3 separate regions of the Mus musculus genome follow, and regions 2 and 3 are each linked to region 1. A link is a loop called in an ENCODE intact Hi-C map of the cell type or tissue named here. Cell type or tissue: heart. All regions are shown on one strand. Links, peaks and the distances in the headings refer to the core of each region. The heading gives the core; the rest is flanking DNA. Region 1 holds the start of Fli1 (Friend leukemia integration 1). Region 2 overlaps Fli1 (Friend leukemia integration 1). Region 3 holds the start of Gm22060 (a small nuclear RNA gene).

What was found. Peaks named below come from ENCODE experiments on the same cell type or tissue, not always from the same donor. Only the 100,000 strongest peaks of a DNase experiment are listed, where the experiment ranks them.
Region 2: a loop joins it to region 1, with 1.8 times the contacts of the local background. A loop is called at or near these places in 2 of 42 quality-filtered maps.
Region 3: a loop joins it to region 1, with 2.1 times the contacts of the local background. A loop is called at or near these places in 3 of 42 quality-filtered maps.

The regions. Positions count from the first base shown.
Region 1 is chr9:32,539,024-32,549,978 of GRCm38, forward strand. It overlaps Fli1 (Friend leukemia integration 1), which reads right to left and starts at 2,429. Exons shown (of 9, transcript NM_008026.5): 1 at 2,168-2,429. The coding sequence starts at 2,185. In heart, for the core only: a CTCF peak has its summit at 2,940; DNase peaks (open chromatin) are centred at 1,228, 2,188, 2,708, 5,868 and 7 weaker places; H3K4me3 peaks cover 5,699 bases; H3K27ac peaks cover 5,809 bases; H3K27me3 peaks cover 4,208 bases.
Region 2 is chr9:32,420,264-32,431,218 of GRCm38, forward strand. Fli1 (Friend leukemia integration 1) reads right to left here. Exons shown (of 9, transcript NM_008026.5): 6 at 9,645-9,710; 7 at 7,743-7,802; 8 at 5,789-5,836; 9 at 1,941-4,042. The coding sequence ends at 3,513. Among named protein-coding and RNA genes, the nearest start is that of Gm31755, 14 kb to the left of the region's middle. In heart, for the core only: no CTCF peak of the experiment used is centred there; a DNase peak (open chromatin) is centred at 5,258.
Region 3 is chr9:32,440,294-32,451,248 of GRCm38, forward strand. All of the region lies in intron 5 of Fli1 (Friend leukemia integration 1), which reads right to left. It overlaps Gm22060 (a small nuclear RNA gene), which reads right to left and starts at 6,635; the gene lies at 6,529-6,635. In heart, for the core only: a CTCF peak has its summit at 5,689; DNase peaks (open chromatin) are centred at 3,018 and 3,768; H3K27ac peaks cover 753 bases.

The DNA of each region.
Region 1 (10,955 bases), core at 1,099-9,098:
TCTAGGACCCCCCAAATCAGAAGGTCACATATAAACAAGAACCTATGGCTTCTACATAGCTAAAAGGCTAAAGGATACACGAAAGACTCAATCTTCCAGAACCTTTGGTATCCAGAAGATGGCTTGAAAAGCGATTGATCTATAGGTAGCCTTGGAGTTAAGTCTCCCAGGTGAGAAACAAGGTATTCCTTGGGAGGTCTGGGGGGGGGGCTCATGAGCTCCTGTTAGTTATTGACCCTAAAAGAGCCCTGACCCCCATCTTTGGTATGGAGTGGCAGCCTCCTGGTCTAAGGTTGCCCTTGAGGCCTGTCATGCCCATCCCATTGTGCACAGTGTGGGGTTAACACATCCTGGGTACACAGACCACAGCTTCCTCCAGAGCTCAGGGCCTGTGCTTAGAGGTCTGAACACTGCGCAGATATTGCTTCACTTCTTCTCAGAGTGTCCACATTAAGCCTCTGGAGCCACATTACCACCCTTTAGGACCTAGGGGAGTTTGGGGGGGGGGGTTGTGAGTAGATAGTGTTCTGAATGGGGGTGTGAAGATTTTCGAAGGACCATCTGGTTACTGAACCTGAGGGATGTAGGCACTTGCAGGAACATACCAACAGGAAGCAGAGAAGCAGGGCCCAGGGACCTGCACTGTCAGGTCTCCAGAGCACACCCCTTAGGAACACTCTCAAGTCAGGTTTGAAAAACCTGTGGCTAGGTGGTTGTGTTAAAACCCCATTACAATCGGCTATCTCATCTGTCTTTGAGTTCCTTCAGTTGGTGCCTTTTACCTAAGTCAGCATGTTTCAGAGAAGGAGGGAGGGAGAGAGAAGGAGGGAGGGAGGGAGGGAGGGAGGGAGGGAGAGAGAGAGAGAGAGAGAGAGAGAGAGAGAGAGAGAGAGAGAGAGAAGAGACTCTTAGAAAATAAAAACACTCTGACCCCACCCAGAAGATAAAAATCTGTTAAATTCTCTAAAGCCAACAACACCTTCACCTCCTCTTCATCAAGCCATGAGAGGGAAGTGGATTCCTCTGGGTTCTGGAGAATGGCGGCTCTGCCAGTCCCCACCTCACCAGCCTGATAGTTTTTCCAGAGCAATTCCTGCTTGATATGCAGCCTTGAAGCTAACGTCTGCTCTCATTCATTCTCCTAAGTCCTCTTAGGCTAGTCACGTTAGGGGGTGTCCCTCGTCTCTGCTCCTGGCCCTACTTCCCCCTTTCGGAGGGAGCACTCGGCCTTTCTGAAGCGTGACAGGGAACCCAGACTCACAGGTCTGCTGGTCTGCACTTTGCAACCTAGACCCAAGCTGGGCCGGCGCGGGTGGCGGGTGGGGGTGGGGGTGCAATCGGCAAGCCCCAGGCCATAGACTCTGAACCAGCCACCGCAGGGGGACAGCTGTTGAAGGAGTTTAATTCTTACTGAGAGGACAGCTCCTGGATCCCTTGCTCTAAAGCAGGCGCACGCACAGTGTGCGGGATCTGAGGCACTGAGGAGCCGGAGAGCAAGGAGATTCCTAACCCGAGGAACTGCGAGGCGGGCCCGTTAGCTCCAGGCAGCCGGCGTCCGCAACTGCCGGGCAGCAGCAGTGAGAAGGGGGGAAGAGAAACCGGTCTGGCTGACAAGTAAACAGGGTCTTCCATCTGGACCCGCCGGCTCAGCCGGATCCTCAGACACCCTCCCTTGCACCCCTTGCCCTCCCGCAACTACTCCTCCAACTCGCTCGGAGGGTCGGGGGACCCCAGCCAGAGGCGAACGCTGCTCCTGCCCGCGCAGATCTCGGCCTCTGGCGTGAGGAAGCTGGCCGCCAGACTAGTGCCTGGCGCCGGGGCCAGGTCGTCTGGGTGCCGGGTGGGAACCGACCCGGCGATCTCCCGCCCGAGACTCTGCTCCGCGCCCCGGGTCCCCAGGTTTCAGCTGCCGGGTCTCGCAGCCCCTTCGGGCGGCACAGTGGGAGCCTGCGGGATTCCACAGTGGCGCAAGGAGTGAGGGGTAGATCGCCCTGGGCGGGAAGGCTGGCCGGCCTCCTCGGAATGGGGGACTCGCCACCCGGAGGAGACCGCGCGAAGCCGGGGCGCGGAAGGAAGGGAGAGCGGCCACGTCTTCCGGGACCCCGGCGCCCAGCCCTCCCGCCGCCCCGGTCGGCCCTCTCCCCGCGCCCACTGCCCAGCCGCTTACCTTAATAGTCCCGTCCATTTGGCCAAGTCTGCAGCCGAGCCCCCCAATATTCCACACATTGACCCGGTTACAGCCTGACCTCGTAGCCCCTTCAGATTAGCCCGGCGCGGCCTCTTTGGCGCCCTGGGCCCTCTCTGAGTGCCCCCTGCGAGCGCCCTGCCCTCGCTCCCCTGTGCACGTTTGTTGTTGTAGCGGATCGAAAAAGAGACAGTTAACCGGATGAAACTTTTTTTCAGCTAATTTTGGGAAGTGACTTCACTTTGCGATCGGGGAGGAAGTCCTATCTCTCTCTCTCTCTCTCTCTCTCTCTCTCTCTCTCTCTCTCTCTCTCTCTCTCTCATCTCGCCCTCTCCACTCTCTGCTCTCTCTTGTCTTCCCTCCCCCACACCCCCTCGTCCTCTCCTCGCCCTGCTTTTCGCATCACTCGCTATATAAATATACGCGGGATGCCCAGTTACATTCATGCACTGCGCACACAGGATACTTGCTCCTGGGAGATAAGAGCTGGCCAGGAACAATGACGGGGTCCACGCCCAGTATCCGCTCCCTGATTCCTGAAGTCTGCAACTCCCCCATCACCTTCCCCCCAAATCCAAAGCCAAACGCCTCTGGCCTCTTTCCTTTCCCTTGGGCCTTTGGCCGAAGGTGGCCCTCCTGACTCATTCACTTTCCGTTTCTTCCCACAGATACATTCATTAATGCTTTTTCCAGCCGGAGTCAAACTTTTTTGGGGATGGGAGGAAGACGGCGGAAGAGTTTGTTAGAACAGGGGATAACCTGGCGATGCTGACCGCCAGGGGAGATTCGGATGCAGATCAAGGCAAACCTACTATTTTTAAAAAGGAAGGAAGGAAGGAAGGAAGGAAGGAAGGAAGGAAGGAAGGAAGGAAGAAAGAAAGAAAGAAAGAAAGAAAGAAAGAAAGAAAGAAAGAAAGAAAGAAAGAAAGAGAGGAGCCGAAGAGAGTTTTTGCATCTAAGCGCTGGTCTCCGGATAGGCTCAAAGCGAATTCTGGGTCCCGCGGACCTGACCTGTCAAGGGCTCAATACCTCAAGCTTTGTTAGCAGAGAGATGCCCATGCTTTGGCGCGCCTCGACTCCGGGCTCCACAGCCCGCTAAGGAGGTAGACCAGCCACAACCTAGGCTTTTTGAGTTAAATTCTCTCACCTATCAGGACCCGACGGCCCAAGTTCTTCAATACCATCGCAGCCCCCAAGGAACTGACACCAGGGCGAGCTTGCCCTCCACACTACGCAGCAGGACCCAGGAGCGCGGCGAGCCGCGGCTCAGCAGAGACCCCACCTTGGATGAGAACGGGCAGTCTAAGGGTCCAAGCTAGGGACTGTCATTCCCAACCAGCGGCGTGGCCCGCTTTACCGGCTCGGTTCTTTCTGCTATCCCCCGCGCCTCCCCTGCTGGACCCAGGAGCTCTCTTGTTAAGGCTTCTCTGGGGTATCGGCGCTGGCGGCCTGACTCCCATCTCCCAGACTTTGAAAACAGGTTACCTTTTTCCACGCTCTTCAGACCACGCTGTGGACTTTCTCACTATTATTTAAGAGTCCTCCCGGGAAAAGAGGGGAAAAATTCCAGAGCAGATCCGAATAAATTGGAAAGGAAAAAAAAATCAAGAGGGTGTCCACGGCGGCAAGAAGGTGACTTATTAATTCTTTATTTCTTCAGGAGCAATTGCGCTCGCTCGCTCGCCTCCCTCCCTCCCCCCTTCCCCCTCTCCAAATTAGTCTCATCAATTCAGCTCCAATTTGGGGTTCGAATACAGACACGGGTCTGAACGTGACCAGACCTGGAGTGGCGGTGCAGCCTGCCAGCAATTGAGACTCGGTTTACTGTGGGGGGTGGGGTGGGGGCCGGGCCCACTCCCCCTCCTCCTGTCTGCTTCTCAATCCAGGGGTCTGCTCCGGGGCTCCCCTGGGACCGCCACATCTGGTTACCGCTAGCGGGGTCAGTCCCCCCCCTTTGCCTGGGGCCACCAGTTCTGGAGTTCAATTAAAAGAAATCAGGCTTAACCCTTTCCTGCCTGCGGCCGGGCTGCCCGCCCTCTTGCTCTTCCCTTCAGCGTTTCCACATGCTTTCCAGAGAGGAAAGAGGTTAAAGGGAAAGAAGAATGAATTACATCCTTTCAAACCCCAAATTGTTTCCTTTTCAGCCCAGACATTCAAACGACAACGTAGCTTTCAGGAGGGTGCACCCAGGCTATACTGAGCCTCTTTCTGTCCGAAAGGAGTGTTTACGTCTCCCCGCAGAGGGTCTCCTTCCAGGCACTGGACAGTTACAAAGGCCACAAAATAGCCAATCCACATTTAATCACCACGCCCCCCGCCCCGCCCCGCCCTGCCCCAAGGGCCAAGTGGCAGACAATCACCAGGTTTTCCTTTCGGCTTCTGCTGATCTGGCAAACGACAGTCACGTCCATTGCTGAATAACACTCACTGGAATAATTCACTTGGAATATCCCCGAACTTCATTGAGCCCAATTCCTTCTCAACAAGAATTCTTGTTCAACAAGAATCCGGATAAAAATGAAGACTTGAACCCCCACCTCAGCTAGGGAGTATTTTTTTGTTTGTCTCTGCCTGCAAACCGGACACTGAAGCAATTTCACAATTTTGGGGCGTAGGGGCGCTGGCATAGGCTCCCCCGGGCATGACAGGCTTAGGCATCATTGCAATCTATTGACATTTTACCACCGACCCCTCCATCGGAACCTCCTCTCATTCACAGGGTTCTCCACACAGAAGAAGGCACTGTCCCCCAGTTTTGAACAGATCTGGGATAGAATGTCGGGTTCCTCCCATCCCTTGCTGTTGCTCTGGTGGGCGAGTTTGCCCGCTTATGTAACTCTGGGGATGGTGCTCCACTGGATCCTCCTGACTCTCTTTTAAATCCCGAAGGGGGGAAAAGCCCTAACCAAACACAACAGTAAACAAGTCTGCCCTGTTTAATGTGGTTACCACCAGACATCTGGAAAGATGGTTTGATCCTGGCAGCTCACATTGTTTTCATGAGCAGCCAAAGAGAATATTTTGAATGTTTGCATTGAGACAAATTGATAGAGAGCCTGCGGTGAGGCCTGCTGCAAATGAAAACTGTCTTGTGCTGGAGAGGGCAGGTCCCTCCCCTTCTCTCGCTTCTCACTCCCCTTCCCTTTCCTACCCCCCCCCCCTTTTGGCTCTCACTGGCTCTTCCCTTCCCTGTGTACCCGTCCAGCTCAGGAATGGCAGCCCCTGCCCACACAGTGGTGCACACCCTCTTTCCTGGCGCTCTAAGGACTGTGGGCTTCACTCTTTCCCAGACTGGGCAGGGCTGGGGGCTGGAGGTTGGGAGATGGTACCAGTACCTTTGCTGCTGTTCCACCAGCCCATTCTTGATTTTCAAATCAGGGGAAGCTCATAGCTCAAGAAGCCAGGCTAAATATATTTTTTTTAAAGGTACAATCTGGAAAAGAAAATTCCAACAACAAAGCATCCTGACACACGTTTCTAAGTTGTATACACTTAGGTGACTAGTTAAGAAACATTTGAATTTAGCGTTTTCATTAAAGCACTGAGGAGACGACTTGCTTTATATACACTTGACAATTTCAAAGATGCGGAAGTTCTGCTTCCCCAGGGAGGGAAACGGCCGACAAAACGTGTCTTGGCTCGCTCAATGTCAGCCCTTTTGACCGGGTCAAGACTTTCCAGACGCAAGCTTCCCGGGCTCCTTTGGTCCTAGACTGGGACGGGAGTGGGAGGACAGGACAATCGGAGCCCAATCCCTGGGGTGCCTTCGGACCAGATGACATCTGGGTCATTTGAAGTTCCTAAAGATGCCAGGTCTGGCAAAGAGTCTGTGGCAGAGCTTTCCCCCTTGCGTTCTCTTCTCCCACCGATTCAGAGGGTATCTAACTGGCAAAGCAGGAGGGGAAGAGGTGGAGGAGGGGGTGGGGGAAGGGGAAGGGGTTGGCAGGCGAACGCCAAAACTCCAGACTGCACAACTGCAGCTTCAAGTGTCTGGCCTCTCGCTCGAGGCCATAATTAATTTGAGATTTATTTTTATTGGAGAACTCGAGTCTCGTCTGACCTTAGCCAAACAAGGCAGCTTGAGCCGCCCCTGGATGCGCTTGAATGCTGGGGAATATTTCTGCAGGAAGGCTCTGCAGGAGCGCCTGCTTTGAATTTGTTTCTCAGACTTCATCCACTCACAGATTGAAGGAAGATTTAGAGCCTCTGTACGCCCTGCCCGCTCCCCACGCTAGTTCTTGCCTTAGCACCGACCCTGTTCAAAACTCTACGTGGGAGGCCGCAGCGCCTGCAGAGCCGCGCAGGGGGCCAGGCCAGGAGGGTCTCAGAGACCCGAGCCCCAGACAATTGGAAGGCGAACCCCCAGACCACTAGGCGTCGTCGAGAAAACCCCAAGGGAGTCGGAGACTGACCAGAGAGCACAGGATGACAGGAGGTGGAGACCAGCCCGGTGTCGCGACCCTCATCCAGTGGCGGCGCCATAATGGGGACTATGGAGGTCGCGGGTGGGTTCAGCTTCTGGAATCTCAGCCAACCCGACCTCCCAGTAGCCCCATACAATATTCTCTCCAAATACGGACCAGTATCCTTGAAGCGCAGCTTCAGGACCTACATGCCAGAAACTTATGGGCAGTATCACTGTGCAGGTTCAGGACCTAGCAGCCTCCCTTTGAGTGAGTCAAGGGAGAAGGAGGATGTCACCCCCAAAAGCAGCATGGGCAAAATCCTCAGGCTGATAGAGTGGAGGACAGAAAGAAGAGAACCCTATCAGGTTTGTGCAGGTGTATGTGTGTGTATCAGATTTCAAGGAAACGCCCCATTTGATGGAATAGGAATGTAAGTACTGTGCTATTATTGGACCGCATTATTGCACTGGGTCTCTGGTCTTCTCCATCCACCTCCTAACTCAGATTCCGCGTGTGTGAAAGTTTAGGCTGGACCACTGGATTCCTCTGGACTCTTAACCTCTCTGAATTAGTGTCCCTCTCTGCGCAATGGCCACAGACTGGGATGCATCTAAAAGGGCTATGATGGACATGAATGTTAGAACTTCTTTGGCAGTCAGTATACTCTCCTTAGTGTCTGTGTCTTGAACTTGCTCTCTTACAAACACGCACAATGATCAGAACAGGGCCTGGCAAAGGGAGGCAGCTGTCAATAGCTAGGCATCTAGGACTGCATATCAGCATCTTTAACTGTCACCGAGGTTCCTCTGTCTTTTTCTCTAATTCCTTCAATCCCCACCCTGAAAAGGGCTCTCCTGCAGGACCAGGTCTGAGCCCTCAGTCTGTAGTAAGCTGCATCCAGAGACTGGGTGGAGAGGTCTCCTTGTTCCTTAGGGCAGGGCTCTCAGCTCCTGATTCCCGGGGCCAGGTCACCTGGGCTCCCCTTGTTTATCAACAACTCTGAGCTGGTGCAGACAGAGAACAGCAAGGGCTTGGCAGTTTGTGCCCCTCTGGCAAATGGTCGGTGATGGAAGCCTGCAGAATAGACCGAAGATTGTCCTGCCACGCAGAACTTTGACCAACATCAATGAGCTCCTTTGTGCAACAATACAAACTTTGTGGCTGCTGAAAAATCCATTTTCCCCCTTGAAAAGAGCTCCTGTGGCAAGCGGCTCCTGCGGCAGCCCACAGCTCTCCCAGGGCCTCTTTGCCCACCCCAGGCTGGTTTGCTACTCTGTCCTGGACCAGCTTGTTTTCTCCATGACCCTTAACCCTGGGTCAGACCCTGGGTTTCCCCCTTGCCCTTTGGAGAGTTATTATCCCTGAGATTCTGGGACCTGGTGTCTGAGCTGGAAAGAGGCTGCAGCCCAGGATGAAGGCCATTTAGAACATTGCATGTAAGGCTGGAAGAGCCCCTGGGCTTGGCTTCTTTGCAGGGAGAGGTGAAGGGTAGGAGCTATACCTCTGTAAAACTGGAACCCAGAGCCCTGCCTGGCCCAGTCTGATCTCATCGTTTACTGTGGTAGCACCTCTTGGGAGCCATCCATCCATCTCTGCAAGGGCTAATTATTGACACGGTTTTACTCCAGTTCCTCCCCCACCCCTCCCATCCTTGTTTAGTGACTACTCCTCCCAGAGCAATCCTCCTGGACTCCTCCTGAAGAGAACACCATTGCTTCAGACAGCAAGCAGAAGGAGGGAGATGCTTTCCACTGCCAACAAGTTCCTGAGGTGTTAAACAAGTGCTCCCTTCTTAGACCTAAGAAACCTATACCGAAGATGTTTTGGCAGATGGGCCCATGCCCTGCCATCCCTTTTTCTGGAAGCAGGAGGATGCTGGGCCAGGGTGTGTGGGCAGGGCACTTGGGGTGGGTCTTAGGAAGGAGCCCAGTTCTAAAGGAAACACCTTTGCCCTCCACCCGGTTCTTGGCTGTGCAGAGTGAGGCCCAGTTTCTACTCTGGGCAAGGCCATTCAGTGTACATTCCCCACCCCACCCGCCAGGGATTTTTCACTGAACGTGTAACCCAGATGTCCCAGTCTGGGTTTGTTTACATTCTTGGGAACGGTTGTGGAAAGGGGAAAACAACCCCTTAGATGAGCTGTCAAATACAGCAATCTGAGCTTTTGAGGGATGGGCCCTCTAGGTGAGTTTGAAGGCTGAGCAGGTCCATCCAGTAAAAGAAACCATTGGGTCCACTGTACTTGCACATAGTCACACACATGTCCATGTGCACACACCAGTCACATTGAGCATGCAATACACACCCTGTCTCCCCAAAGTGCTGCCCTGATGACAGAAAAGCCAAGACTTCACTCTTTCTTTTCTTTTTTTTTCTTTTTCCTGGATAAAGAAAGACCAGATCAAAGGTCTTCAGGAGAGGTGGGAGTTATGCAGAGATCACTGCCTGTTTAAAGATGCTGTCTACTCTTACCTTGATGTAAGAGGACATGTCAGGGACTGTCTGAAACATCTTGTGCTAAAGAGGAAGCGCCTCAAGGCTCCAGAAGCAACCTAAGTAGGAAAAATATAAGTATCTCAAAAGTGTAGTAAAGGTGAGACAAGCTCCATATAGAGAAGGCAATGGGGGCTGGGCTGGTCCCTTGAGAAGCCTCTAGGGACTCTCTGCCTCTGCCTATAGAATTTCAGGCCAGGAGACCCTGAGGCCTGAACCAGCTTTCTCTTTGTACAAACCAGACATTGCAGGCTTCACAAGGGCTCAAGAGGTTTCACTCCTGGGGTTTTGAAGAGTGCACCCTGGTTAGAGGACAGAAAGGATTGGTAGTCCTTGGGAAGTGGAGAGCTATCCTTTTCAAGCTGACAGTCACCAGAGAACAGATCATAAGAGAGTAACCATAGGCCCTGGGGCAGAGATCTTCTTGGCTCTCCCACCTCCCTACCACTAAGTCAGGCTGGTGGCAGACACTCTTTCCTTCCAGGGTATGGTTACCTCAGGGAGAAAGACTAGGTTCTGACGTTTGTGGAGGCCCCTTTCCGATGATCTAACATCTCCCTCTTTTGAAAGAAAACACATCTGCAGCACAGCCCAGGATGGTGGGCGCCGGGCACTTGTTTTCAGGGGCAGAGAAGGTGGTTTATTAGGTCAGAGTCCATGGGCTGGAGAAGCAACGCCACTCACCACCACCTACGGTGTCAGGTGCCTCTGCCTGTGCAGGTCTGTCCTCTGCTTTAAGACTGGGGGGCTGCCTCCATCTCCCTCCTTTCCTCCCTTCTCCGAAACCACCTTTAACAAGGCAATCCCACAGCTTCTCCAGCAGCCAATGTGTTTCTGATAAAGTACTTTTCTCCCTACTAACAAATTCCAGCTTTTTTGACTCCTGAAGCCACAACACAGGCACTCACTACTTCAGGGACTAGGTACTTGTTCTCTGGCACATGCGTTTCCCTTGCTGATTCAGACCTCTTTCTTCACTCTCCCCATTTTCTCTGAACACCAGTGCAGGGAGGGTAAAAGAAATGAACAGGAGGAAGAGATCCCCAACCAGGGCACCAGGGCAGTCAAGGGAGGGAGGGAGGGAGGGAGGGAGGGAGGGAGGGAGGGAGGGAGGGAGGGAGGGAGGGACTCTCAGAAGGGCAGGAGCCAGTAGATGCCAGAGGACACTCACCTTAAAAGACACCCTTACCAACAAAGCCGAGAGAGCTCTAGGATGTCCTGGCTGTGGATGCAACAGTATTCTATGACCCAGCTCTGTGGAACTTTGACAATGAAGAATTAAACCTGATGGTTCTTCTTTGCTCAAAGCTCAGATGCAGCCTCTGCTCAGGCACACCGGAACCTCTGCTGCAGCCGCCAGAATTTTCACAGCAGCCTTCCTAGCTTGCCGTGGTGGTCCGTGGTCCAGTCAGCTCTGTGCATCCCCCCTACCTCTTCCTCCTTTGGCTTTCCCCTCTGGTAATTTGATTTCCGGTTTCTTATCAATATTTCAACTGCTGTCTGACAGAATTGTTCTAAAAAGACAGCCACCCATCTGTCCCCAGCTGCCTTTCCAGAAACCTCCTGTTGTTACCAGGAAATCTCTAGGAATACTTAGAAACCACACAGCATCACACACAGACACACAGACTAAAGAGCCCAGGCTGAACACTTCTGGGAAAGTTTGAATGTATTGCTATGTAAATAATGGCTCTCCAGACTTGGCCTTCTAGTAGCACACACACTCATGCCCATTCAGGCTCCTGTTTTCCCACTTTCCCCTTATCTGATCCTCTCAGGAATACATTCTCCGGCTACCTTCTCTTTCAGAGCTGGGCAAAATACAGCCACCAGGGAGATATCTCTATGTTGAGTCTTTTCTCAGGAGCTCA
Region 2 (10,955 bases), core at 1,219-9,218, 120 kb before region 1:
TAATAGGACTTTGTAGATTTGCAAACTGACATGAGACCTTTCAAGTTGACTATGAGACTTGAAAGTTGACTACTTATGAACATAACTGACTTGCCTCATGTCTTTCTATGCATGAGCCATTAATGCCAAGTAGTTATTCTTTGCTAGAAAGCAAATGTATGAATGTAAATATATGTGTTTGTCTCAGTAATGTTCACGGTTTCCGTTTTGAATGTTGGAACCAGGGATGAAGCAATATAAATAAGGGAAGAAAACAGAATGTCAGCTTAAACATTTTCATATTACCTTCTAAAATCTCATCTTTTTGTTTATAACAAATATTTAATCTTATTTTCCTCTGGATAAGTATGGGTTCCAGGATTACCCTAAAGACACCAAAATCCATAGATGCCAAAATCACTTATTTAAAATGGCACACTGTTTACATATTCTTCTCCTATCTTTTAAATCACATCTACATAATGTATCATATCAAGTGCAAGGTAAACACTGTAATTAGTTGTTATCACTCATGATTTGATTAAAATGCCAATAAAGAGTCAGTATATATTCAGGAAAGATGCAACTATTCATTTATGTGTATAGGGGTGTGTGTTTGTGTAACCATATGCTGTGAGTGTAGAGATATCTGAGGAGGCCAGAAGAGGGCAACAGATCCTTGGAAGCTAAAATTATAGGCAGTTGTGAGTCACCCCATGTAAATTCTGGGAACCCAACCTGGGTTCTCTGTAAGGGCAGCAATTGCTCTTAACCTCAATAGCTCTCTTTACCCAATAATTTAAAACACTTTCTGAATATTTTCAGTCATGATTGGAGGGATCTACAAATGTATAATGGTATATATTTTGTCAATGCAAGATACAAACCAGCATATACATAAACATAAAGGATATGTTCTTAATGTATTTTATAATGTAGGGTGCATGTTTTAGAAGTTGGAGACCAGTGTTCAGAACTCCTCTCATCTTCTTCACGTAGGCTTACCTGGTCTAGAAATTACTCTGTGTGAGGACCAGAGGCTGCAAACTTCTTTAAGGGGTTTCTAGAGCTACTAGTTCTATGAGAGTCCCTGCAACAACACCAGCTATTTCTAGTTTTAGTCATCTTTGTTGTAAAGGAGAGGAGCATGATGCTTAACGCTGAAGCCGTTGGAAGCAAGCTTCTCTATTGGGCTGAAAAATAGAGCCAGAGAGTCTACGTAAGACCCTAGTGTGGGGTTGAAGTCAGGCTAGACTCCTGTTCTCTGCTGAAGCATCAGGTCGCCTTCTTGTGGGGAACAGAGTCAAGTCTACCTGGCCAGGTCCTGGAGACGGTTGCTGCTGTAGTTCCCTGGATATAGTTTACCTAGGTCTGTCTCTCACTTACAAAGGTCATACAGATCTTAATGGCTTAGAGAAGCTTTAAAATCGTCATTGTTAACAAGCATCTGAAACTCACAGATACTGTGTCTTCCACTGTACTGCAGCACATGCAGTTAGGAGATTATCGATGGTACAAGAATAAGTAGGCAAGTTATTTTTTTCCTCGGGGCCAATGAGATGGCTCAGTGGATAAACGTGAGACGTTGTAAGCCTGATGACTGACTCTGATCCCTGGAACTCATGAAAGAAGCCATACGTGGAGGTATTCACCGACAATCCCAGTGCTCTGTGGTAAGAGGGGAGGTGGAAGCGGGAGAGCTTTTTGGAAGCTTGTGTGTCTGGAGTCCACAGGGTGGGAGACATACCAAGAGATTCTGCCTCAAAAACTAACATGGAAGGAGAGAACTGATTTATTTGATAAAAACTGCCTTCTGACCTTTAAATGTGTGCTGTGTGTTCTTACATACACACACACACACACACACACACACACACACACACACACACACCAGCAATAAAAACAACTTCCCTCCGGGAAAGCCTTTGATCTGGAAGTAAATAAGAAAACAATGTCACCAGTTCTGAGAGAAGAAGAAAAAGAAGAAGGCACAATTTATTAAGGTCAAATTATTTTACAACTTAGTCTTCAGTGGACTAAGAGTTGTCACCTTAACAATATCGTTTAAAAAGTCACGATTACCTGAAAAATTATATATATATTTGCACATCTAAAAATATATTGCATATATAGAGCAGGAGAGTGCCTCGTGTGCACAGAGAAAAGTTTGTTTGTCCTTTTCAGGTTATTGCAACTCTGTTATTTACAAACATTTCTAAAGCGTTGTAGGTCTAAACAGATCTTGTTTGGGCATGCGTGTTAAATAACTGTATTTTTAGGTTTTTCTTCCTAAAAACTCAGTGACTTTTAACTCCTCGTTTTCAATAGTCACATTATGCTTATTAAAAAAAAACAGTTACAAAAACGTACAAATAGCCCAAATGTACAGATTGACAAAGATGTACAAATTATATTTTAAAAAAATAACAATGATTGATTTGATAGTAAAACTGCATTTGTGACCGAGGTCAACTCGTTTACTTATTCTTTAATTTTTAATTATTTATTTTTTTAATACTGTGAGATATAGGAAAATAACTCTGCATAATTTATACAGTTAGTTGCCTTCTGATTGTTTGACCTTGGTCTGGTGGTCTGACAAACGCACAGCGTTTGCGAATCTGAGTTTAGAAATCCCCATGACTTTTCAAAGTTCTGGGACTCACTGTCATTAAAAATCAAAACCAAAAAAAAAAAAAAAACAAAAAAAAACCAAAAACCAAAAAACAAAAAACAAACAAAAAAAACCCCCAAAAACAAAAACAAACAAAAAAACCCCTCCAAAAATGTTATTAAACCCTCCAAAAAAATGTTATTTAATCCTCTGCCCGTCAGGAGTGTCTGAGTTTGTGTTAAACTTTCTTTGTTCATATTCTGACTATTTCTGGGGAGAAGAGTCACCCAAACACATACTGCCCATTGTGAGGAATTTTGTAATAATAATGGCTTCTTAAATACACACATAGACACACATCTTTTAAATTCCAGTTGGGCAAAAAACTTCACTGGCCTCAGAGCCAGTGTTCCAGTTGCCATCCACTGAATTGAGTCCTCCGAAGATAAGATTATAAACATCCTGCCTTGACTTTTACTAAGTCTCAAACCAGACCAACCCTGGTCAAGTCCATGATTCATGATCGTAGGGAATCCTACAATGATGAGACCCGTGTGCTGATAAGAAACTGCTTTGGTCATAAAAAAAAAGAGTAAAGAAAATGCGTACTCCTTTCTCAGAATCATGGTATAAACCGTTCCAGTAACCTAAATATTTAACTCATTCGATGATAGGAGGTTGAGAATCCAAACTGGTGGACTGGCTCATGGAATGATCTTTTTTTTTTTTCAGGTAGAGGAAACAAAAGTTTTTAACATAAAAATAATAATTTTTTTAGAAGAACAAATACAAAGGTTCTATCCAAAAGAAAGAACATCCAGTTTTCTTATCTCTTCAAGGCTACTGTGCCTTTTAGAGTCCAGAGTATCCAGTAAAGTGAGAGCTGGAACTTCAGCCAGAAGGCCAACTGGTGTTAGTTCTAGTAGTAGCTGCCTAAGTGTGAAGGCACGTGGGTGTTAGGATGGCGGGGGACACTGGGGTTTGGATAGATCCCAGCAGTGGGGGAGGTCCAGTATTGTGATGCTGCTCCAAAGAAGCTGGAGGAGGTGACAGGCATGGAGGATGGGTGAGACGGGACAAAGTTCACCTTCTGTTGATGGGCATGGTAGGAAGGCATGTAGGAGATATCAGAGGGATACTTGTACATGGATGTCTCTGTTGGATGTGGCTGCAGGGCCTGGGCAATGCCATGGAAGTCAAACTTGTAGGCATACCTTTTGCCATGCACTTTGGTCATAATGTTTTTGTCATAGTAGTATCGGAGGGCCCGGCTCAGCTTGTCATAATTCATGTTGGGCTTGCTCTTCCGCTCTCCCCAGCGCCTGGCCACCTCATCAGGGTCCGTCATTTTGAACTCCCCGTTGGTCCCCTCCCAGGTGATACAGCTGGCGTTGGCGCTGTCGGACAGTAGTTCCAGGAGAAACTGCCACAGCTGGATCTGCCCACTCCCTGCATGCAGGAGGAAACAGAAGAACAGTAGTCTCAGTTCTGATTCCTAAACATGACAACTCATGTCCTTTCCCCACAACAAGAACAACCACCACCACCACAACCTTTATTGGTTAGGCATGGTGGCACATACCTTTGATCCTAGCACTTGGGAGGCAGAGGCAAGTGGATCTCTGTGAGTTGGGGGTTAGCCTGGTCTAGGAGTTCAAGACAGCCAGGGCTCTGCTACACAGAAACCCTATCTGGAAAAACAAACAAACAAACAAACAAACAAACAACAACAACAAACAAACAAATAACAAAACAAAAAAGGAAAGTGGAGACAACCCTTTATGTTTTCCTTTAGAAAACAGAAATAGGCACATGATAATTGTACACGTTTACAGGGCATGTGGTGATATTTTGACAGACATACATAGTGGTTGACAATCACAGAGGGGCAATTCACACACCCATCACTTCAAAAGCTTGCTCATCATCAAAGACGGGCTTATCCAGCTAGTTTCAAAAGGTACATTATGGAGCTGGAGAGAAGGCTCAGCGGTTAAGAGCACTGACTGCTCTTCCAGAGGTCCTCAGTTTAATTCCCAGCAACCACATGGTGGCTCACAACCATCTATAATAGGATCTGATGCCCTCTTCTGGTGTGTCTGAAGACAGATACAGTGTACTCACGTAAATAAAATAAATAAATCTTAAAAAAAGGGTACAGTATATACTGTTACTCTACTGCCGCCGCCAAAATGAGCGTAGTAAGCAAGGTTAGATCTTAAGACAGATTGTCCCAAAGGATGGTTGTGGTGAATGCTGGCTTTGTCCCAAGCTCTTAGGATCTCAGGGAAGCCAACTTTCCACATCCTTTTGTTAAGATTTTTGACCCTCCCCTTAGACCTTTCTACCTAGACCTGAGTCACTATCTAATCTCCATTTAGTGCTGAAATCCCTCAAACTATTCAACATTGGCCTTAAAGAGTGTCAAGTATCCAAGAACCTCTTGGGGGGTGGCTGTGGGGTAGAGCAGAGAGAAGGCACCTCATAGAATTGGGGTTCACTAAGCTGGGCTGTTTTCCAGAAAAGTGCACGGCTCTTAGTGTTCAGTTCCGCATGGGCAGAGGCAACGGGAGGGGCTGGATGCTGGATGGCTTTTTATCTTCTGGGCAGGAATGGTTTAGCTAAAGGTTAGGGAGGAGGCCCAGCGAGCTTGTAGCACTGCAGGTGCAGCAGGCACGTGGGCCTGGCTTTTGTTGCCTTGAGCTCCCCATCTCCATGGTTTGGGTTTAGAAGAACACATCCGAGAGTTATTTTTAATAGTGAATCCTTCACATCTTGTCACGTTCATTGTGTGTGCAACTCTCTTGGGATGCTTGCACTTCCTTTTTCAAAGGCTGGATAACTATAGCACTCAAGTCAAAACCACAACACTTGGGGACATTTATCCATGAGCCCTGGATGAGGAATAACTGAGAATAGCTTCCCTAACGGGGAGCTTCCATCTGAGTCATTTGCCATGGACATAAACCTCTGTCCAGAGGTGCTTGTTCTCCAGAAACGTCTTGTGGCAGCAGACCCTGCTACTCATGAACAGGCCCTGCCTCTTGTTTGTGCACAGTTGAATATTTGACTAAGGAAGCCCATGCAGTCTCCAGACAGGTGCCTGTACCGTACCGAGGAGTAAGGTTTCTGTGTAACCTTACAGATATAACGAATGCTCTGGAGGGAAAGGCTTGCAGGTTCAAGTTAACTCACCAGGGTTTGCTAGGCGGCTGCTGGTTGGCCCCAGGATCTGATAAGGATCTAGAAAGAAAAAAAAAGCTTACTTCATTCCTCAGCAAATAATCTGAGAGCAGCATCAAGATGAAGGAGACTTCAACGGTTCCTACTTTTATCTCAGGGCCATAGGAAAGCTTGATTAGAGGCCTTGATCAAAGTTATGGCCCAGTCAACGTAGACGAGTAATAGCACTCTTGCTTCATACCTGGTTTCTAAACTTTTAGATTATGCTGTCACTACCCCCCAAACAAAATCGCCCACACGTTTGGAAAGCATCTGGCTAAATTCAACCAGGCAGTGAATGAACTGAAGGATTGCTTATTAAACATGCTTAAAGCAGGTTCCTCAGCAATTACTAGCCATTAATAGATCTTTCTAATGCTGAAGACATTACGCATGTCTGAGTTTTCCGATGGACTATAAAAACCATTAGGTAGCCTGGGTTCTAGTCCCAGCTATGTCATGAACTAAATCATGGTTTGGACAACCTCTGGGTATTTGTTTTCTCAGCTATGAAGAGTGGGTTGGGCTGCTGGGCTCTCTTCCCTTCTACCAAAACTCTGTGATTTTAAGCTTGAAAATGTCAACACTAAGCAGAATTTGTATTTTAGCTATGAAGTCACTCCTTTTTAAAAACACACTGCTTTTTTCAATTATAATAGTAATTATTAATGAATTAAAAAGAATTAATTTAACAGTTCTTGAAGCCTTTCAGTCCACATTTTTTATTAAATTTTGATGAAACTGAAATTGTTTGAGTAGATATTCAATTTTGTTGTTGTTGTTGGAACTTGTTTAAAAATTTGCTCTACCTGACTTGGTTTTCACTTGAATTTCACTTTTTACTACAATTTCTCTTTCTATATTTTGGCTGGAAATGAAGAACCATGTTTGCACACCCCAAAGCAAATAGCTTGTTCAGATCTTAATTCAGATTCTTAATTAAGACAGCAGAGCTGAGTGCAATGGCTCTCCTCAGATCTGTGTAGGGTCTTCCTGTGGGACCTCTCCCCAGAAGACAAGTGGCCAGAGGGGTAGCTGAACAGAGGGCTCTGGCTCAGAAAAGGATTAAGTCAAGGTAGGTTGTCAACTTCCTGTTTGTTGAAGCAAGCAAGGAGGAGCAGGGGCGGGGTCAGGGTCAGAAACAAGGGCATCCCATCATAAGAGGTCATGCTACCGAGGGATTATAGACTGCAGTCTCTAAGTCATTTCTTTATTAAGGGTCTCCAGGTCCATAGCTTCAAAAGGTCTTATGTCTTGACTGCGTATCTACTAGGTGAAGGCATTTCTGTATGGTTTCGTAAAGCGTAAAATGCTTGGATAAGAAGTGGAGGCTCTGGAACTTAAAGAAATTCAGCTCTGCTTGTCTTTCAGCAAATCCTTTCACCCTTCAGAACCCCTGTTTTCTTCCACAAAATAAGGTGTTGGACCATTTCAGTTTTAAGTTCCTTTTAACAGATCGCTCCCTGGTTCCAGGACTTGCTGCTTAATTCCCAGATACTCTCTTGGAAAGAAGAGACAATGTGTGAACTAGAGTTGCCTCTTGGGATACACAGGGGATTTGTTCTAAGGTCTGTCAAGGATACTGAAATCTGTGGCTGCTCAAGTCCTTTACATAAAATGGGTTATTTGCATATAATCTAGTCATATCCATCCACATTCCTTAAATCATAGATTACCATCATGACACATATGCTATGCAAAGAGCCGTACTGTATTGTTGATGGAATAATGAAAAGAAAGCAAGTCTGTCCACAGTCAGTGCAGATGTAGATTCTTTCCTGAATATTATTGGTCTGTGTTTGGTTAAATCCCCAGGCCTAAAACCCACAGATATGGACAGCCAACTGTACACTGTCTTGCTCCACCATTGACTGACTCCACAGCAGTATAACACACAAGTGAGAGGCTACATATTTGAATCACATACCTGGCTGGGGCCGCTGCTCAGTGTTCTTGCCCATGGTCTGTGATCCTCCAAGGAGAGGACCTGTGGAGAAATCAAGAAAAGTGGCAGAAGATGCTCCTGTTACATATCCCCCGGAAGGAGGGCACATGAGCTGCCAGGACCGCACTCTCCCATGGACTCACAGACTCATTTTATTCCTGAATACCTATCAAACCGCTACGCTGGCACTGGTCTCGGGGCAGAAGAGTTAGCAATGAAGTTATATTTTAACAGAAGAGAAAACACTGAACAATGTCTGCTGACATGGGGTTAGACCATTCCTTTGAAATATAGGACCTTGAGCTTCGAGATGGCTCCATGGTAAGACTGTTTGCTGCACGAGGACATGGGCCCAGATCCCAAGCATACCCGTATAAAAACTTGACATGTCTGTGTGCACTTCTAACACGTGCCTGGGAACGGAGAGGGATTGGCACAGATCAGAAGATTACCGAGGCTTGATGGACAGTCAGGCTAGCCGAGAAATGGTGAACTCCAGGGTTTAGTAAGAGAGTGTCTCAAAGGGACCAGGCACAGAGTGATAAAACAGAACAGCCAGTGTCTCTCTTTGGCCTCCATGTATGTGCATGGGTACACGGCTATACTTGTGCCCCCAAATGTACACACGTGTCCCCCACAAATAGACATGGCAATACAGAGGTCTCTCCTGAGAAAGTGTCATTTGAGCACAGACCACCTGGTGCCTGTCACACTGTGTTTCGTGAGAGCCTCTCCAAGGCTGTTCATGTTTGACCTCTGGCTTCCCCAGTTTTGAATGTATGCTGCTTTTTGTGTGATGGGTGGCTCGGTGTAACTGGACCTCTCATACTTCAAACTGACTCACATACTCTTCAGCACTCCTTAGGACTGAAGATCTGGAATCTACTTCCATATTATCATTCACTATCCCTTTCTTATCTTTTGGTCTACTCTGCATCCTAAACTCCATAAACCTAGGTTCCTCACTGTCAGACATACCACCATGGTCGTCCCTGACATCTAGCTCTCCAGGTTTACCTGTCTCCTGTTCCCTAGACATTCCCTAGACATGGCCTGTCTGAGTAGCTCTAACGGTAGCAGGTGCGCAAGAACTCTTTAATACAACCCAGATGAAGACATATGTGTGTCCATGATTTCTCTCTCCTGCCTAAATAACTGGTCCTTGCCTGGCTTATCTTTGTGAGTCCCATAGCGTCATGTCCTGCATGCAGAGTGAACAAACACTGCACACTCATAATTGAAAGGGATCCTGGTTATCGCTTGCACCAATGCAACCTCATTATTAACATAATCTCCCCAATTCCCTTCATTTCCCTGCAGTTTTACTTCTCGGAGACAGTAAGATGGACACATTGGTTGAAGAGTGAATCGCTCTCTTTCACTGCCCCTTAATGGAAGACACTGGGTGGATTTCAACAAATCATCGGCTGATCACTGTTGGTCAAATTAATGTCTGTGATGCGCAACATCCCTTAGGTTATCCTTCATGTTAATCTCTCTAACTAGGGCTAGGGGTATTGACCTGACTGAGCCTTGTCATGTGGAGAATATATGTCCCAGAGATTCAACGTCCTGACTGAAATATCAAAATCCAGACGAGTTACTTTTCTTTTATATATCAAGTTGTTCTGAGAAAACCTCAAACCTTATAAGTTCTAAAACCAAGTACACATAAATATAGCAAAAAAAAAAAAAAAAAAAAAAAAATCAAAGTAGACCTCAAAAATCTGAGCAGGCACTGCAAATTCACACTGACATCTAATCAGGCAGCATGAAGACCAACACTTGTTTTTAGTGTGTGTCTTATGACCCTACGCCCACACCCCAACTTCTGGCTCTCCAGAAACATTTGACTCACCCCCAAATGGTTTCCTATTTACTTACTTTTGTTGAGGCCAGAGTTCATATTATTGTTCCATGCTCCTCTCCTGACAGAGTCATAAGAAGGGTCTATGAGAAAGAACAAAAGAGGACACATCAGCTCTGTATGTTTTGCAGGAAGGTTCGTTCTATGAAGATGCTCTCTTGGCGGCCAGAAGAAGTTAAATTTACTTCAGCAATAACTTGTTAAGCACCACTACATTCCTGAAGTATCGTCTTCCCTGAGTAATATTTACTCTAATATCTTATTTGTCTAATCTGGGAGCTGAAGCAGTAGGAAGAATCCTGAACTTCAAGTTGGAGGATTGGCTCAATCGCTATCCCTGCTGTTATTTGTTGTGAGACGTGGGAAGCCCACAGGTCTCCCCTGACCCGTGTCTTTGTAGACGCAAAATTGTATATGAATTATCTACCTTCTGGGGTTATGCTAAGGATCAAGTGAGAATATTTGTGAGCCACTTTACAAGATTTTCTAAAAAGATAAACTACTATAAATCAAGGGAAAAATACAAACTCTTTTCACTGATGCAAGGATGTTGGGCAAGGATGAAAATCTAAGAGGTGATGTCTAGATGAAGGTCTCTAGGAAGAACGTCTCAAGGTCCAGGCCCATGACATTCCTGTAAGGCCAACTCCAGCCTCGCACCTCATAGTCCTGGTGCTATGGAATGACATGCAGACATGTGTCCACATTGTAGGCTGACCAAGGCTCTCAGACATGTCTGTAGCAGAAAGGGGCAGGGTCTTATAACCACCCACAGAGAGGTCAGGCCAGAATTGTGGTGAGGACTTGGGCTGATCAGAGAATGAACCGACAGAGATCTTTCAGATGGGAGAGGCCAGCACTATATGGACCCTGAACTTTGACTCAGCTTTTCTCTTCCACAACCATGTTCAGAAACTGCTCAAGTAACGGCCTGGAAACACTCATTTCCTTTCTCATTGTGAGAAAGCCATTGAGACATGGCACAGGCCTACCAGAAGGGATAAGGATACAGAATTATGACTTTCAAAGTCTTTCCCTTAACAACAAAGGAACCATAAAAACCATCTGAATAAATGGAACACAAACCTCATCAAACAACTGTCTGACAGGGTGAAACACAAACCATCCCCTTTGGCCTGTCCTGAGCCTCGCAAACAAATTAGAATAAGGAAGGGCTGGGGAGATGAATGGATGGATGGATGGATGGACGAATGGACAGATGCATCTGATTGCCTGGCTTCACTATTACTGGCTAAGACAACCCAAAAGACAGGAAGTGTCCTTGTGGAAAAATCCATGTGCACACGCACATTCTTCATGGGTCTGGA
Region 3 (10,955 bases), core at 906-8,905, 99 kb before region 1:
GACTGGGGTATCACTTCCATGCATACACACTGCTGTGTAAGTAAGGCACACTAACTCACTGCACTGCTGGAGGAACATCTAAGATCACTTAAAATACCTAACACAATGTAATTCGTTGCTATACTGTGTCATTTAGGAAATGACAGGGAGCTTGCTTGTCCAAGAGGATGCTCTTTTCTCTAGCAATGGTTGGTCAAAACTGCCGATGTGGAAGCCCTGGATGGGAGAGGCCAGCTATACTTTCCAGTATAGCTAAACAAACCTCCTGGAATAGCTAAATCAGTACATTGGGCAAAGCCCACGTATCTGGACGACCCTGTGCTGAGGTAGCCACCAGTGAGCATCAACAGCACTTGTAGACAATCCCCTTTTCTTGCCAGTTAACTTGAAACCCTTCTCAACATCAGCTAACAGGACCACTTTTAGTTTCCATCACAAATCAGAGCACATGGTGAAGATGTTTAAGAACTAAAATGAATTTCATTCTGAGTTTTAGCTTCACTCTGTGGAGTGAGACAGATCTTTAACGCAAGAAGCAGCTTGGTAGAGGCGGCAGGACTGATATAGTAACAGCAAGACTGGAGAGGAATAAGGAAGGCCAAGCTTACTTAGCAAGTGTGAATTGCTACCAAGAAATGTGTGATATGGTCAGAGCTTCAGCCACAGAGCACTACAGTCAAGGCCTCTCTCTGCTGGTATGGAAGGAGGAGGAATGGAGTCAGGTTGGAAAGTTCCCCAGGATGTCATTACCCACAAATATCTTCCCACAGCCTTGTACATTTGGCCCTCTACCTTCAAGTGTTTACAGGAATCACATTCCTTTATAGAGATGCACCAGGGCACGTGCATTCCCCGTTACCGTCATTAGCAGCGCAGAACACATACATGGGTACCTACAGCCTCATTTATTTCTTCTGGAAGCCTCTAAGAACAGCTCTGAAATGCATAAAAGCAAAGACAGGCACAAGAAAGTCATGTTGATCTAAATGAGAACTTCTGACTATCTGAGGGGAGTGCTGTCTTCTGGCCCAGGGACATGAGAGGCCAGCCTATGGTGACAGAAAGGATGCTGATGTAAACCAAGAAGCTAAAGTTGTCATTAAGTGTGAGAACAAAGTGTGGGCTGTAAAGGTTGAGGTGGGAAAACACTGCAGAAGCAATGGAAGCTGTCGATTCTAAGGACCCAACAGTCAGCTACAGCTTCCTTCCTCAGTGCCCCAGTGCAGGAAAAGTTAACTTCATGGAGGGAGCTTAGGTGAGGTAGGATCCTGGAAGGTCTTCATGATTGATGCTCATATCAACCAAGGGGAACATGACAACCTGATTTCTAATGACATGTCTGTGTCTCACTCTCGTTTTTTCAGATTAAGTTCATTGCAACACATGGAAATGGTTTTACTCAGTGTAATATGCCTTTTACTGAAGCTCATTTTTTTCATTTCTCTTAAGTGTTCAATTAAGCTCAAAAGCTTAATCATGTATCATCATGCAAATTATAAAAATATATCTACAGAAAAATTTGTGAAACAAACTAATATGCCTCCAGAAATGCCGGTAACATTGAGAAATTTTGAACCATTGCAGGAATCGATGCAGTCCCATGGTTTTAACAATTAGACAAACCCAGCTTCCTGAAAGAAATGGGTCTTTTGGCATGCTGTGATGTTATTAATGTCAACTTGGCAAGATGAAGGAGACAAACTTCTGGCCATGCCTGTGAGGAACAATTGATTAGGTTACTTGAGGTAGAAGTGGGCAGCACCATTCCCTAGGCTTGGATCCTGGACTGGATTAAAAGGAGAAAGGCAGTGGAGCAGAGCAGTCGCTCTTCTCTGCTAACTCCTAACTGGAGATGCAATGTGAACAATTGCCTCAAACTCCTACCTCCAGGACTTCTCACCATGATGAATCTTAAACTGTGAGCTTAAAGAAACCTTTACTTCCCCAAGTTGCTTTTGTCAAGGCATTTTCCCCCTCAGCATCAGTAGTAATTAAGACATAGTTGGGTCGAAATACAAGAGGAAATTTCAGAGCCTGTCTTCTACCTCGGCTGGGGAGGAGACTGTGAGAACAGATTCTGCCCTGCTTCAAACCAACATGGTGATTTGGGCTTCTCATCTATAAAATGGGAATAATGATAGCATTAAACTAATAAGGTTTTATGGCATAGAAAAATCTTCCATGACTAAGTATTTAATAAATATGTTATAAAGGAAAAAAGATAGAAACAGGAAAGAAGGAAGGAAGGAAGGAAGGAAGGAAGGAAGGAAGGAAAGAAAGAAAGAAAGAAAGAAAGAAAGAAAGAAAGAAAGAAAGAAAGAAAGAAAGAAAGAAAGAAAGAGAAGGAGGAGGAGAAGGGGAAGGGGAAGGGGAAGGAGTGGTAGTAGTATTCTGGAGGATCACTTTTTCCTGTGGTTCCCCTTTGCACAGCCACAGACTGAGAGGCCACACTTGAAAGAGAGTTTAGCTGATAAAATAGCAAGTAGCATTTGGGTCAAAGGGACCACGAGCTCCTAAGCATGGACAGCTACACGATGAGACATTTTCCCTTGTTATTTTGGGATGGGACCCTTTACAGCTTCAGGGTTGATCATATCAAGTGGGAAGTGAGGGTTAGCAGAGAGGAGGGGAGGGGAGGGGAGGGGAGGGGAGGGGAGGGGAGAGGAGGGGAGGGGAGGGGAGAGGGTACCCCCTGCAACCCCCACAGGAGAAAAAGCCAGTCTCCCCATAGAAGCATCTTGGAGGGCTGGCTTACAGTGACCTTTTAGGGAGTGGGTTAAGGGTGACTTTCATCTGCCCATCCAATGGTTTCTAGCTCCAGGGTGCTTTAGTCATTTGAGAGGAAAAAACTGTCCTCTGGAATCTGTCCAATACTAAACACTACTAAATTGGAGAAAGAGTGGGTACAAACAAAACACCTCATAAAAGGGGCAGAGGAGACTAGAACCAGGCAAAGCTATAGGGCCAAGGCCTCTGAAGGGGCGGCAGGTCCCTGGGTAGGGGTGGGGTAAGTGGAGAGACAGTCCCAAGCTTGACTGAAGGCATAGTAGGTACAGTTCCATTCAGACTCGAGGGCAGACCCAAGAGAGCAAGCATCCACAGTTGTCCAGAAGGTGCTGTGACATAAACTTACACGTTGCCCCTGGATTTCAAGTATGAACAGAGGGGGTGGCTGCTGCCTAATCCCTCACAACACCATGTCAAAGATCCAAAGAACCCAGTGTGGTCCTGCTTCCAGGGCCTGCAGATTGAACACAGAGGAGTCATCTCCTTGCAACCTGCAGCTCTAGGCTGATGTGAGTGTGGACGAGAGAGGGAGAGAACTTATGCTTACGCTGAGGATAGTGGTCAGTGAAGGATGTGTGTGTGTGTGTGTGTGTGTGTGTGTGTACTTCAAAGAAATCCTAGTAAGAATAGTGTGTACATGCACAACACCAGGGCAAATGCTCCCCTCCCCTCATCCCCCCTCGCCCATCTACCTACTTCTCACCAGGTTGGGGAATGAGACTTCAAATCTTTTGCTCATTAGCCTGGAACAAATTTACACTTGTCTTAGGGAACATGAAAACTGTTTCCAGTAATTTTAGAGACCGTGTGCTCGTCATCGTATGGCCACACGTGTGCAATAACAGAGCACACAGCACACCCTGGGACAGGAATAACAGTTCTTTTACTTAGAGAAAGGAAGGATAATGGTTACTTAGAAAGTGTCCCAGACAAGCTGTCAAATTGAATTCAGAAACTTGGAGTCTGACTCCAGGGCCGGGCTGGCTGGCTGGACTCCCCTGAGATTGGGGTTTCCTGCCTGCCAGGGCTCAGAGACAACGATTCTTTGTTTCCAGTTTCTCAATCTCTCTCTCTCTCTGTGTGTGTCTCTCTCTGCCTCTCTGCCTCTCTGTCTCTCTTTCTCTGCCACTTTTTCTCGAAAATAAGTAAGTAAAAATAAAAATTTTTAAAAATCAAACACATCTCTTAAAGAGGGTCAGATAGGAAACAGACAAGACATTAACTCTGGATTTTTTTTTTAAGTTAAAAACAAAACCAAATACAAACCAGAGAGAGAAAGCTACTGTTTATCTATAATCACAAATCTTGCCTCTGGACCACAGAAATAGCTGAGAAACACACAATTACACACCCTCACCCACACACAAGCACACACACATAGATACAGACACAGACATACACAGACACAGACAGGCAGACACACACACAGATACAGACACAGACATACACACATACAGACAGACAGGCACACACACACACACACACACACACACACACACACACACACACACCACATCATTTCTATTCTTGTTTCTATGTTCACCTACTCTCCCCTCCCCATAGACTCACAGTCTGAATGTGGGCCTCCCAAGAGCACGCCACCCTCGTTCACTGTACACAGGTGTGGAATGCAGACATTCTGCTCGTTTAACTGTCCTCCCACTCAGATAAAACTTATCATTGTCTTTACAGTCACAGAAAAATTCCAAGATACATAAAAGGGAAAAAGTCCAGTGAAGCCTTACTGGGGCCCATTGCTCTGCTGAACAATTAAAAGCCATGGCCAATCTCACTTTAGCTCCACCCCACTACCACTGGGCCTTAGTATTTTGAGGCAAATTCCTGGCTCCTGCTTTGGGCTCCATACCTGAGATTCCAGTCTCACCATGAAGTGCCTAAGCACATTGTCTCCAGTGCTGGAGACCTACCCAAGGGTCACACATGCCACCCGCTGACACTTTGTTCACGTGTATAGGGACTCACCTTTTTCAAAATACCACCCAGAACACACGTGGAGGCATATGGCAGTGCCTACACACACCCCAGAATCAGAGTTGCCCCTCCTACATTTCTATATCCACATCCAGCTTTTCCAGAGACACCCCTCCCTCCCCCACCCCCACACACATTACACCATAACCTCTCGGATGATGTCATTCTGAACTCCGATGGAGAGGGTGTGTGCAGGAGGCAGCAGGGCGACTTTCTGAGACTCTACTGCTCATCTGCAGGTGTGATTGGCGCCCCTTGGCTATCATATTTCCAAGATTCTGGAAGGTTTATTGTATGGAGCAAATCCTCCATAAGTCAGAGAATCAATGAGCAACTGGGAGAAGGCAGAACGACTCACAGAATTCAGGTCCATTCTTTACTAAGGCACTGACCACCTACATCCTTTGCATGAACACACTGGGCCAGGGAGATGGCTCAGTGAGAAAAGTCACTTGTTACTAAACCTTGAAGATCTGAGTTCAAATCACAGAACCTACATGGTAGAAGAAACCAACTCTGCATGTGTTGTCTCTGACCTCTGCCCTTGAGCTATGGCATACCACCCATACCACACAAAAGGTAAACTAATATAATACTAAAAAGTCCTATACAGCTTGGATCTCTCATATACTAAATGCTTGTGGTCTGACGTATTTTCAGTCTTCTGTAGTATCTTTCAGGTTAGGGTGGCTTTGGCTGGTCTCAACCATTTTATGGCCTTTGATTCTTTTGGGGGGTGTTGTTTTGTTTTTGTTGTTTTGTTTTTTTGTTTTGTATAAAAGATATTCAGTAGGTATTTTCAACTGTGGCTCTTCCTTCCTTCCCCTTGGAGATCTTGAATGTGACAAGTGACTTTGCATTTATGAATGTGATTTGACAGCACTTCCTGACATCGCCTATAGGGGTCTCTCCCTAGGAAGGTTTTGAGCAGCTTGGCTTCTCAGCTATGGTGGAGCATCCTGCACAGCGCTATACCATCCATTAGAGTACAATATCTTCACATTGTTAGCCTCTGGTAACCCTCAAATATATTTCCCCAACAATAATGTTAATTACTATTAAATTCGGGTCATAAATCATAATAATGAACTGTTATGAATATAATTTATCAAGCATTTTTGGCATGTCAGACATCATGCTGATTTACAAGGGCATGGAAATTAGCCTCACTTTATACATGATGAAATGGAGTGTTCTGACTTAATCGGAAACATCTCCCACAGGCTCCGAGCTTTTGGATGCTCGCTGCCCACTGGATGGTACAATTTCATTGAACCTTTAGGAGATAGAGACTGTTTGGAGGAAGTGGATCACTAGGGGTAGGCTAATGATAAAGGCTATAGCTTAACCATTGAATCTTGGTCCACCACCATGGGATCGCCCACTACCAAATGTTCTATTCTTCTCATCTCTGCGAAACACTCCCTCTATCATGCTTTCTCCACCACAATGGACTGAAGTCTCTCCAAAACCGCAAAGTTTCTATCTCCCCTGTCAAGTTGTTTCTGTCAGGTATTGTGACAGCCATACAAATAATATACTGAGACAGAAAAGGCAAACCCTTGCCCAAAATCACACTGCAACTTCATTAGTATAACATTGAAAGAGGAGCTGGGTGCTTACCTTAGGTGAGTGGAAAACATTCATTAACAAATACTTAAGATGTTGAGATTAAAATGTGGGAAGCACCCCTCCCACATTTTATGGGGAGCAAATCAAACCTATGTTGGGTAGAGTCTTTTTTTTTTTTTTAATATGGAACGCTTCACAAATTTGCGTGTCATCCTTGCACAGGGGCCATGCTAATCTTCTCTGTATCATTCCAATTTTAGTATATGTGCTGCCGAAGCGAGCACGGGTAGTCTTGCTTTGCCCCAAATATGGGTGACATCTAAGGAACATTGGGAGCTCTTGGCCCTATTATCCTTAACTGCAGGACGGGGACAAGAAGGTAGCAGCTGCGATCTCATGGTGATGGTGTGTGGATAATGGATAATGGATGTGAAAATATTTGGTAAGTAGATACTACAGAAGGGTTGCTATTCCATGCTTGGCCCTTGTCCTTGGAATTCTTGAGAGGAGAGGCTCTCTTAAGCATGATCCATAAATGGGCAGCTGGGCATCCAGCATATGTGTCATGGGGCGATTTAGCCCCTCTCTTTTCAATCCTTGGCAAGTATGAAGACAGACTTTTTATCCATCAGTCAAGGTAAGTGCCAGTAATGGAGCTTCTGCAGGCCATCTACCCTTGGCAGCTAGGGCAGTGGTTTTCAGTTTTTCACCTTCGGCATCAAGTCTCAAAGGCTCTAGGTGGGGGCCTAGAAGCTCAGAGCTCCGCCAGGCCTTGTCAGCTATGAGGTCCAGAAGTTAGTGAACAAGGAGCTCTATATCCGCTGCCTGTTGGAGAGCTGGAGGTATTGAGATAGATGCAGGATGAGGGCTAAGGAAATGAGGGCCTTAGGCATGTAGGGGAGCTCTGAAGTTAGGTGCCTACTCTTGCCTATTGTGGGGGCAAGGAGCACTTGCAGAGGGCCCTGGGGCAGGAGCTGCCCAGAAAACCAAAGAGAAAGCTGGGACCTTGGATCTACCACCCAGGATCAGCAGTCACACTGGATTTCAGTGTGCAGGACAGGGAAGAAGGGAGTAGGGTCAAGCTTGGCTCTAGAAGGCTTATGTGGAAAGGCCACTTAGTCTCTTGAGCCTCAGTGCTCCCCCATATACCCAAGTTAGCAACACATGATCTGTTTTTAGAGAGCCAAATGAAGGCATGGGAGCAGGGAGTTTCTAAGATGTAAGATGCTAAACTCATACCTAGTTGTCAATAACAGTAATAATGACATCATCAACTGTGAGATGTTTCACCCACCCGTGCTTACAATCAGTATATCCACAGGTCTTTGTCTAGGATGACCTGGGGACAGAGAAGGTCAGAAGGATCCAGAAAGACCTGGAGTGGCCCTGGATGTGCCGGTTACGTTCCTTCAGTACAACGAAGCAGGGCTTGTCCAGCTAGAACTTAAGAAAAAAATCCCCAAGGCCCCCGTAGGTACCCAGTAGAGATTTAGAATTAACACATTATGTCTGGGCCTTAGCCTCAGTATTTGTTGTTATTTATGCATTTAATTTTTTAAAAATAAAATTTACCGTTTTAACCACTTTCAAGTGTATAACTTAGCCACACTCTGCACATTCAAAGACAGTGAAATCGTCACCAGCTTCCAGCTTCAGTACTCTCTCTCTGTCAGCAGTCAACGCAAAGCACTTCTCTCTACCTGCAGCCTCTGGCAGCCAGCCCCCATTTCCATCCAGTGAGCTCCAGGGCTCCAGGTTGCTCCAGAGAAGGAAGTTACAGAGGACTTGTCCTTGGATGTCATTGTTTTACAAAGTCTACAAGGGGCTCTCTGTGCCCTTAAGACGGAAGGCTAAGGTCTAGTAGAGGCTGGGTATACATTTGTTTCTGAAAAGGGAACAGAGATGTAGCTGGAGGCAGCAGTGAAAAACTACAGAGGCAGAGAAAAATGTTGCAGAAATTCAAATTTCTGCACCAAATTACACTTAGGAAAAGATAGCTAGAGGGAAAAGACTGTGTTTTTGAGGAGGAACCTTGGCAATAAGGGCCATTAAATCATACATATTTTAAAATATTTCAAATATATAGTGACTGTAAGTACTTTGAGAACTCAGAGTGATGTTACTAAGCTTATCTGCAATGTGTAACAATCAGGTGAAAGACACAGACACATCCATCACGTCACAAAAGTAATCACTGGGGCCGGGGAGACAGCTCAGCTGGTGAAGTGCCTGTGGACCAGGCATGAGAGTCCAGACTGGGATCCCTGGCAGCCTCTAGAAGCCATATGCCTGCCACAGTGTGGCTCTCAAATCCCAAAGCTAAGGAGGGAGAGGTAGGAAGGATTCTGGAGCTCACTGGACAGCCAGCATAGCTGAATGGATGGCTTCCAGGTTCAGTGGAGAGCAACCCAGGGAAACACCTGACGCCAGCTTATAGTCTCCACATGCATGTACACAGATATGTGTGCGCATGCAAACATGCACACGCCCTCAAACATGTATACACACACACACACACACACACACAATCCTATTAGCTGTTTTGAAAATATTGAATTGACTGCTGTCAATCATTCTTTTCCTACTCTGCCTTAGAAGCTGTTCCTTCAGCTGCATGAGGTCCCCACTGGCCCCTCACCCTCTATAACCTTTCCATTCATGGCCTTCCCAGACTCTGGTAACAACCATTTCTCTCTTATGACAGTGGCTTAAGTGAAAGGGGAACTTTCCTTACCATACTCTGAGGGGCTACAAACCATTCAGGGGTCACTTTCATGTTGTCCCACCTCTCTGCACAGAAAGGAAACAAAAACAGCGGACTGACTCACAGAATGGTGCAAAGCTCCAAAACAAAGTATGTACCCGCACCAGGCACACTCCAAAATCCTGTTTAAGTGACAGCCGAGGCTGCTATGGAAATGGTTGACAATAACCGCTGTCTTCCTGCTTTAAGTACATTAAACTTGACAAATAAGGTAGAAAATGTTCAATGGTTCCAATTGGGTATAACTGAGACTCACAACACATTTACAGGTCTGTGGAAATTGAGTTTTGAAATGTTGTCTTACGTTCTACATACAAATAACCCTGAGATAGCTTCAGTCAGTGTTTTAGGAGGTAGGCAGGCTAGAAAGGACGATCATGCCATTCTGAACTAAAGCAGCACTCTAGTTGATAAGTACCATGAAGATACATTAATAGACTTCATCTCCTCAGCTTCTCCCATTTGCGCCTGATGCCAGCTAGCACCTGCCCTTTGCAAAGCAGGGAGCAAAGGCACCCGTGGGCACACACCCAGCTCTGATTGAGTGCCGTGTGTGCCTCTTATTCAAAGAGAGACATAGTCAAGGTGGCATTGATGTCTTCTATTTCTTTTTCCATTTAATATTAAAAAAATAAAGATAGCTATTAGGGAAGAAGAGAGGCAGAGAGGTGGGAAGAGGGTGAAAGGGGGGAGGAGTTTGTTAGCTTTGTATTGCTAATGTACTTTATTTTGTGGCAGGCTGGCTCCTTCAGCCAGACTACCTCAAAAGGGGGAAGGCAGTCGCCTAAGTGGAGAGCTTTACTGGGAACAAAAGATGCACCTGCAAAGCACTGGCTTAATCGTCTCTAGAGGCCAGGGCCGAGGCTGGGAGATAAATGCCCATCACCACCTGAATGGGGGCAGCCGGTGCTGCGTTTGCCTGGATGCTACAGTCAATTCATTTCAGAAGAGGGTTGCTACCCAGTAGGAGCTGGCGGCTCTGAGCAGCCTGAATGAGGCGGCAGGGAGACAAATGCACTCTCAACACAAAAGGGCCAGCAGAGGAGGGGCTCAGCCTGGCAGGTAGAGCCCAGGGCCAGGGCTGCACTGAACTCCTCAGCAGGAAGGAGGACTTGGTTAGTGACTGCATTGTCTGCAGACCAGTTTCTCAACCTAAATCAGTATTTAAACCAGTACGAACAGAGCAGATAGACCATTAGTTCTGTCTACCCAAAAGTCTCATTGGTTAATTCTGATGGTACCAGCACGCTGTACAGTAAATCCTAATTCAATAGTTCAAAACTCGCCTTCCCTTCCTGCTCTTCCCTTCACGTCCATCTTTCTTCTTTCTTTTCCTTCCCATCCTTCCTCTCCTTTCTCCCTCTGTTTAGTGGCTTATTTGTTTCTTTCTAAACCTGCAAGCCATGGCCCCATTGTCAGCCATCCTCAGAAGCTGATTGCTTTACAGTCAAGACTTGACCCTCCCTGGAAGAACCCTGAACCTGACGTGAGTCTGAGGACAGAGATGTGACAAAACCAGGGAACCAGACCTCAGTGTATTCATCATGCAAATAGGTATTCTCTGCTATAGGCATGTGTAACATGATGGGGCAGGAGATCATCAGACTGTAGAATGAGTGGGCAGAGCTTCAATTCTCACACACAAAAATATCATTCATCTGATTTGGGGACTCGGTGGCCAAAACAAGACTAGGTTGGGTGATAGTTTGTGTGTGTGTGTGAGTGTGTAAGTGTATGTGTATATGTGAGTATGCATGTGTGTGTATGTGAATTTGTGTGTGTATGTGTGTTTATTTGTGTGTTTGGGTGTAATATATGTGTGTGTATGTGTGTGTGATCA